Regions from separate parts of the Homo sapiens genome. Here region 2 is linked to region 1. The links are chromatin contacts, found by Hi-C or POLR2A ChIA-PET in ENCODE. All regions are on one chromosome and are shown on one strand. Each heading gives the region's core, a stretch centred on a gene start or an enhancer-like site at or near the end of the contact. The rest is flanking DNA. Distances are from core to core; before and after follow the strand shown. Region 1 holds the start of ITM2B (integral membrane protein 2B). Region 2 overlaps DLEU1 (deleted in lymphocytic leukemia 1).

Evidence for each region. A loop is a pair of places that touch in the nucleus more often than their neighbours do. ChIA-PET counts read pairs that join two places held with the same protein, here RNA polymerase II (POLR2A). Pooled maps may share reads with other maps.
Region 2: a pooled map shows a loop between it and region 1 (2.2-fold over the local background). The contact joins the enhancer-like site here to the promoter of ITM2B in region 1. A Hi-C loop is called at or near these places in 1 of 168 maps with a recorded cell type or tissue (GM12878) and 2 of 50 pooled maps. POLR2A ChIA-PET finds 5 or more read pairs at or near these places in 1 of 52 experiments (activated naive CD4-positive, alpha-beta T cell).

The regions. Positions count from the first base shown.
Region 1 is chr13:48,231,736-48,234,693 of GRCh38, forward strand. ITM2B (integral membrane protein 2B) reads left to right here and starts at 1,471. Exons shown (of 6, transcript NM_021999.5): 1 at 1,471-1,742. The coding sequence starts at 1,626. RefSeq lists silencers at 1,347-1,706, 1,717-1,926 and an enhancer at 1,982-2,679.
Region 2 is chr13:50,235,599-50,238,556 of GRCh38, forward strand. All of the region lies in intron 2 of DLEU1 (deleted in lymphocytic leukemia 1), which reads left to right. LOC124900337 (a long non-coding RNA gene) reads left to right here. Exons shown (of 2, transcript XR_007063796.1): 2 at 1-2,958. Among named protein-coding and RNA genes, the nearest start is that of DLEU2, 110 kb to the left of the region's middle. Within about 2 kb of position 1,478, at least 4 of the 41 ENCODE cell types and tissues checked have a DNase peak (open chromatin) inside an H3K27ac peak, as active enhancers do.

The DNA of each region.
Region 1 (2,958 bases), core at 221-2,720:
AATCCTCCAGATCTTGCTTCCAGAAATACTTAGTCTTCAACTGTAATGTCTCAGGGAACCTATTAAACTAGGGAGCTGGAAGCAGTCGTTGACTTTGAGGAATTAGATAACATTAGATACTATGAAAGTCCAGTCCATAGAGTCAACCTCACAGAGCCGATGCCTGCACAAGGGCGACCCAGGAGTTTAAATAAGTTGCTGCAAGTATGGTTAGCTACTGTTAAAACTCACCAGAACTGGAACCTAACTCATCCTCCTCTTGGTTGAGCAGATTTCATTTTGACAGGAATTTCTGAATACCCAAAGCAAACTCAAAGTCTGGCCTGGGTTTCTATCTCAGCCCAGGATGCTTCTGAAATACATGAACAGAAGGATTTGGAGATCTTGGGCTGTTTCCCTGGGACTTATGATCTGACATTCTATGGAAATACCCAACTCCCTCCTTGAGCAGGGCCAAATCCCCAAAGATCTCAGACTGAACCCACTTTTTTCAGGGTTGGCCCAAGGCAGAGCTGACACAGCTGTAACATTCTAGAGCACACCCACAACTCTGGATGAACCAGGACAGAATGGGGTGGAAGGATACAAGATAACACATTTGTCCAAGGGGGCCGTCTGTTGACACAGTAATGAACGCAGTAACGACGGGAGCCAGTATTCTACCTCGCATTAGTTGTAAATGAAACGTCTTCAAAACATGAGAATTTTGCGTTATCCTTAATTATTTTTTCATTTTGCAGAAAAATAAAGGGACTCGTCATCGAGTACTTTGAGTCACAAATCAGCCAAGTGTGCATGTGGTTTTTTTCCAAGTACGCACAAGAGTGGAACATTTCGTTTTACGAGTGTGAGATGTTTGAAATACAAATCTGCCAAGAGCTTCCTCCACATTGGTCTGGGACTAGGCAGAACAGGCCCTGACCTCCTGAGAGAGGGAAGGAAGACCAGGCAGGTCTGAGCCAGGTAAACGCCCTTGGGTGAGGTCCGTGAAAGATAAAGTCAGATCTCAAGGACAGAGAGCTTTAAACATGTTTGTGCTCCACTGAGTCGGTTACCTAATAAGTGAGAAAATGAAGATGTGGATGCACAAAAATTCCATGGCCTTTAGGCTCGCGGTGGGGACAGGGTACAGGGAAGCGGCGGTCTGGTGCTGCCAAAGGTTAGTCCCTTGTACCCGGCGAACTCAGGAAAGTTCACTCGATTTCGCTACAAACCTGCAGCACTCGGCCTGGAGGTAACCTGGTTGGGAGCGAATTCAGAACTGGAAATTCCAGGCGGCCCAGAGGGACACCCATCCCTCTCCGAGGCGCGCCGGGATCCGGCGCCCAGCTGCGGGGCGAGGGCAGGGTCCCGCGCAGCACCCCACCCCCGGCCGCTGGCCCCGCCCCCGCCCCCGCCCCGCCTCCCAGGGGATGTGCGAGCAGTCTCCGCCCTCGCGCGGGAGCTGGGAGGCTGCGAGATCCCTACCGCAGTAGCCGCCTCTGCCGCCGCGGAGCTTCCCGAACCTCTTCAGCCGCCCGGAGCCGCTCCCGGAGCCCGGCCGTAGAGGCTGCAATCGCAGCCGGGAGCCCGCAGCCCGCGCCCCGAGCCCGCCGCCGCCCTTCGAGGGCGCCCCAGGCCGCGCCATGGTGAAGGTGACGTTCAACTCCGCTCTGGCCCAGAAGGAGGCCAAGAAGGACGAGCCCAAGAGCGGCGAGGAGGCGCTCATCATCCCCCCCGACGCCGTCGCGGTGGACTGCAAGGTCCGAGCCCGGGGAGGTCGAGGAAGCGGGTGCTGGGCCCGGCCGGGGAGGGCTGCGCGGACTGCAGCGGCAGTGCGCCCCGAGGTGGCGGGCGCGGGGCTCGCGCCGCGGGGACAAGTCCCCGAGAGAGCCCGGCGCTCCCGTTTCCTGTGGGTCCGCAGCTCCTTTGTAAGGAAGTGCGTGTGCTGGAAGCGGTGCCTGACGCGGGGTCGGGGGCTTGGGAGGCCTGGAGAGGGAACGATTGGCTAATTGTGCCGAATTCCCGGTCGTTTGTGCAGTCCGGGGAGCGTGCGTGCAGCCAGGACTTGGCTTGTTCGATCTGGGGACCGGCAGCGACAGGCACAACAACAACAACCGAGTTTGGCACTTCCTTCCCAGTATAAATAATGTACCTAAAATGGCTGACATCATTACAAGCCTAAACCTCTGTTGTTTCCCACTTTCGTTTCTAGGCTTGAACAGCACTTGGACTAAGTCCAGCAACTGTAAGCGTCTTAATTTTAAAAGCGTTTCTTTACCTCCTTTTTCCACGGCCCTTCGGTAGTGGCAGGTGAACTTCACCTGGAGAGGGGACGAAGGGACAGTCCGCCCGAAGTAGGTTTGGGCTGTCTCTTACCATTACTAGTAAAGGCCAGTAATGACTATGTGGATGTTAGTGAAAAACCAATTGTTGGCATTTAAATTGTATCAGCGTCTTTGTGAGGACTCCTGCTGCGTGAAACTAAACATGAGAAATTTGCCCCCGGGTCCCTAATAAAATTCTCCTTTATTTTACAAAATCTCCCTTTAATCCTAGGAAAATTCATGAAGTGGGGCTGTTACTGTGTTGACTTTTAGTAGGTTACGATCATATTTACTTAAATATGAGTGTAATTGTCTCATAAGTTAAAAAAGCCCACAGCCTCTTACCCAGACCCTTTTTAGGCTGCAAAAATTAGAAATTAACTGTAAAGTTATGTTGCTTATCTTATTTTTTGTTGTTGTTAGCATTTTTCAAGACCTATTATCAGTAGGGTAAATTTAGTTTTAACTTAAAAAAATTGGTGTGCCACGTATGAATAATGGGAGTTTTTATATGGACGAATGAAAATTATTGCTGAAAAACAGGCCACTAATATACTGTAAAAAATTCACAATATAATGGTAATCTAGACATCATATTATAATTTATTATATTCTGAATATAATCTATCTTCAGAATATAATGGTAATCTTA
Region 2 (2,958 bases), core at 228-2,727, 2.0 Mb after region 1:
GCCACTCATTACTTCTGTGACATTGGCCCAGACACTTTGACTTCTCTGGATCTCATTTCCTACTTGTAAAACAGGGACAATAATGCTGTCCTTCTCATGCACATGGTTGTTATTTGCATTAAATGAGATAATGGGCATGAAAGCAATGGAAAACTCTTAAGGTACTCTACAAATATAGAATATAATCATTTTGAAAGCACCTGGCTTTGTAGACAACTGCGTGAACTAATGTATATTGATCAAGACATGTGTCTCGTTAGGTAAAAACTGAAAGTAAAACTCATACACTTAAGATGTGAAAATAAACTCAGCATCTGGCGTAACACTAATTTCAAAAAGTAGTATATTAATTTCAAGTAGGAAATTAAAACAATAAAACTGTGATGTGAAAAATGTTCAACATTGATGCCTCTGACCTACTTCTGATGTCCAACATATTTACAATTCTCCCGAAGACATTTCTATTAGGTTAAAACCCATTAGTATTTGTGAACAAACACAGAGTTTCTACCATTCACTGGGCACTATTAGGTACTAGGTGTCCGGGGATATTTCTATTGCTGTTCTTAGCTCTATTGTTGGTTTACTTGGCCAGTGGTTGCTAGCTTTGCCAGTGTGTGTGTGTTTGTGTGTGTGTGTTACTTATCACAAGTTTCGTTAGCTTGACAAAGAGCTGTGTATATTCATTTACATGACAAATACTTTTTTTGGATTAGCAACTCTAATAAGTACAGGGTATTTAGAAACTGTGTGTGTGTTTTTCTACCTGCAGTCGTAGTCTTAAGTATGTTTCTTAATAGCTATTGAACATAAGTTTAATATTAGCTGGATGAATAAAGTATTAGTTACTGTATTCTCTTAAAAATAGACGTAGCTTTGTTACAGCACAGAAAACTGAGCTGACCTCTTACTAGATTGGCTAAAATGAATTCTGATTAAACATTTTGTAATGGTTTATAAAGTTCGCTTCTCTACAGTATATTAAAAGATTTGTTTAAATGTTGACTGTAAGTTTGGTAAAAATGACAAAGCGGTAAAAATGACATTTGGTAAAAATGACAAGGCTTACACTTTTTGATGATGTTCATTTTCCCCAAAAGTACAGCTAAAGCTTTATCCATTATAATGAGAGTTCAGAAAAGGCAAATGACCACCTCTTTTTTTAAACCAATATGTCTTTGTGCAGTAATTTTCTTGTGGCAAGTGGCATAATCTGGGCGAAGGTAGTGATAAAACTCAGATATATTTCAAGAAAGCGAGTAAACACACTAATGACAATATTCGTATATTACATGCATCTGCTGCTTATGTACTTAAAAAAACTAAATAGGAAAATCTTACTCATCTCTGTAGAAAAACAGGGTAGAGATTACAACTTGGGGACTTCGTGATATTTTGTCTGTGTGCAGTTTGTCAGAAGGCAATTTATCTAAAGCTGGAAAAGGATATGGTTTGGCTGACTAAACTGTGTAGTGATACGAGTGATACGTAATGATAAAAATGCTTAGGGGAATTTTCGGGGCGCTCAAGTCAAGTGTACAGTGCTGTGTGGGTGTAAAAACCAGACTTCTCTCTCTGTGAAAGTTGCTGACATTTTATACCACATGCTGGACCGTTAAATCACAATTTACGTGGTCACTTGTAAATACGCCTGGTGGTGGAGGGCGAGCTTGTTTGTGCACACTTTGACATGCTTCCCTGTTGTGTGCCTCTCCCCTTTTTAAATTGCACTGGATACTTTTGTTCTGGAATCCTTGGCTGTCTAACCTGAAAGCAGTTTGGGTGAGAACTCTGGAACTGATTTATTTTCATAGGTGCTCCCTGAGGGGAGGTTTGAAGGATAATGCAGAAAAGCAAGCCTTCCAATCCTCCAACTAAAGTTCTCTAACTTGCTATTAACATGATTTCAGGCTTGCTAGAGTGCCCGAAATTCTGACATGAAGGGATTCCTTCTTCCACCACTGGGATTTGGAAGTCCCTAGGATGTTTGAATGGGGCATATTATTTAAACTCATTTTCAGTCTCCTCATTGGTAAAATGGGGCTACTCATACTTATCAAAGAGGGTTTTTGTGGAGATCAAATGAGACAATGCAAGTCACTTACTTGATATATGCTTAATAGTGACAAACATAGTGATATATATATATTAATAGTGATAGTTATTGCAATTTTTCTTTTTGTTAGGGGGAAGAGGAGGACAAACAGGCCTTTAACATGGTGGAGAATTTGTTTCCCTTCCAAATACAGTTGGAGGATTACAGAATTGATGCTCAAAGAGAAGGCTTTGCTTTCATTGCTTAAGAGGGTTTCTTGGAGAGGTTCAGCAAGAGAAACACAAAATGAGATGTAGAAAGGGGATGGGGAAGGAGACTGCATACTAATGTGTTTCATTTCCAAGTGCTTTAACTTTTCTAAGCACTAAGTCATCTGCTAACTTGTCTTCATAATATATGGGTAAAGTTGGCAGGGTGGGTATCCCTTTCTACGGGTGAGGAAACTGGAGTGTGGACAGATAAACTCACCTGTTGTCACACAACAAATCAGTGGTACAGTTGGGATTAGGACCCATGTCTCATACTCTGAGCACAGCAGTCTCTCTATTAGGTGACATTCTCAGAGTTCAATAATTTCTTTCACAGTTTTGTGTTCAGACCTGGGGTCCCCATTGCTGAGCCTATTATTGGCACCTTACAAAATATCACATATGAGAAAGGTTGTAGTCTCTTGGTCCAAAGGACTACTTTCACCTGGAGATGGTTGGAGTTGTAGTATCTGAGTTAGATAAGTTTTCACTTCACGGTCATGGGTGGAGGTCTTTCTTGGACTTGGGCCAGGAAGAATCACTGACCAGGAAGGTCACACAAGGCCTGAGTCCTTTCTAACACCATCTGTGCACTGTATTTCAGGGCCTAGTGGCTGCATTGAAAGGAATGGAAAGTAGTTGCTGGTTATGTTG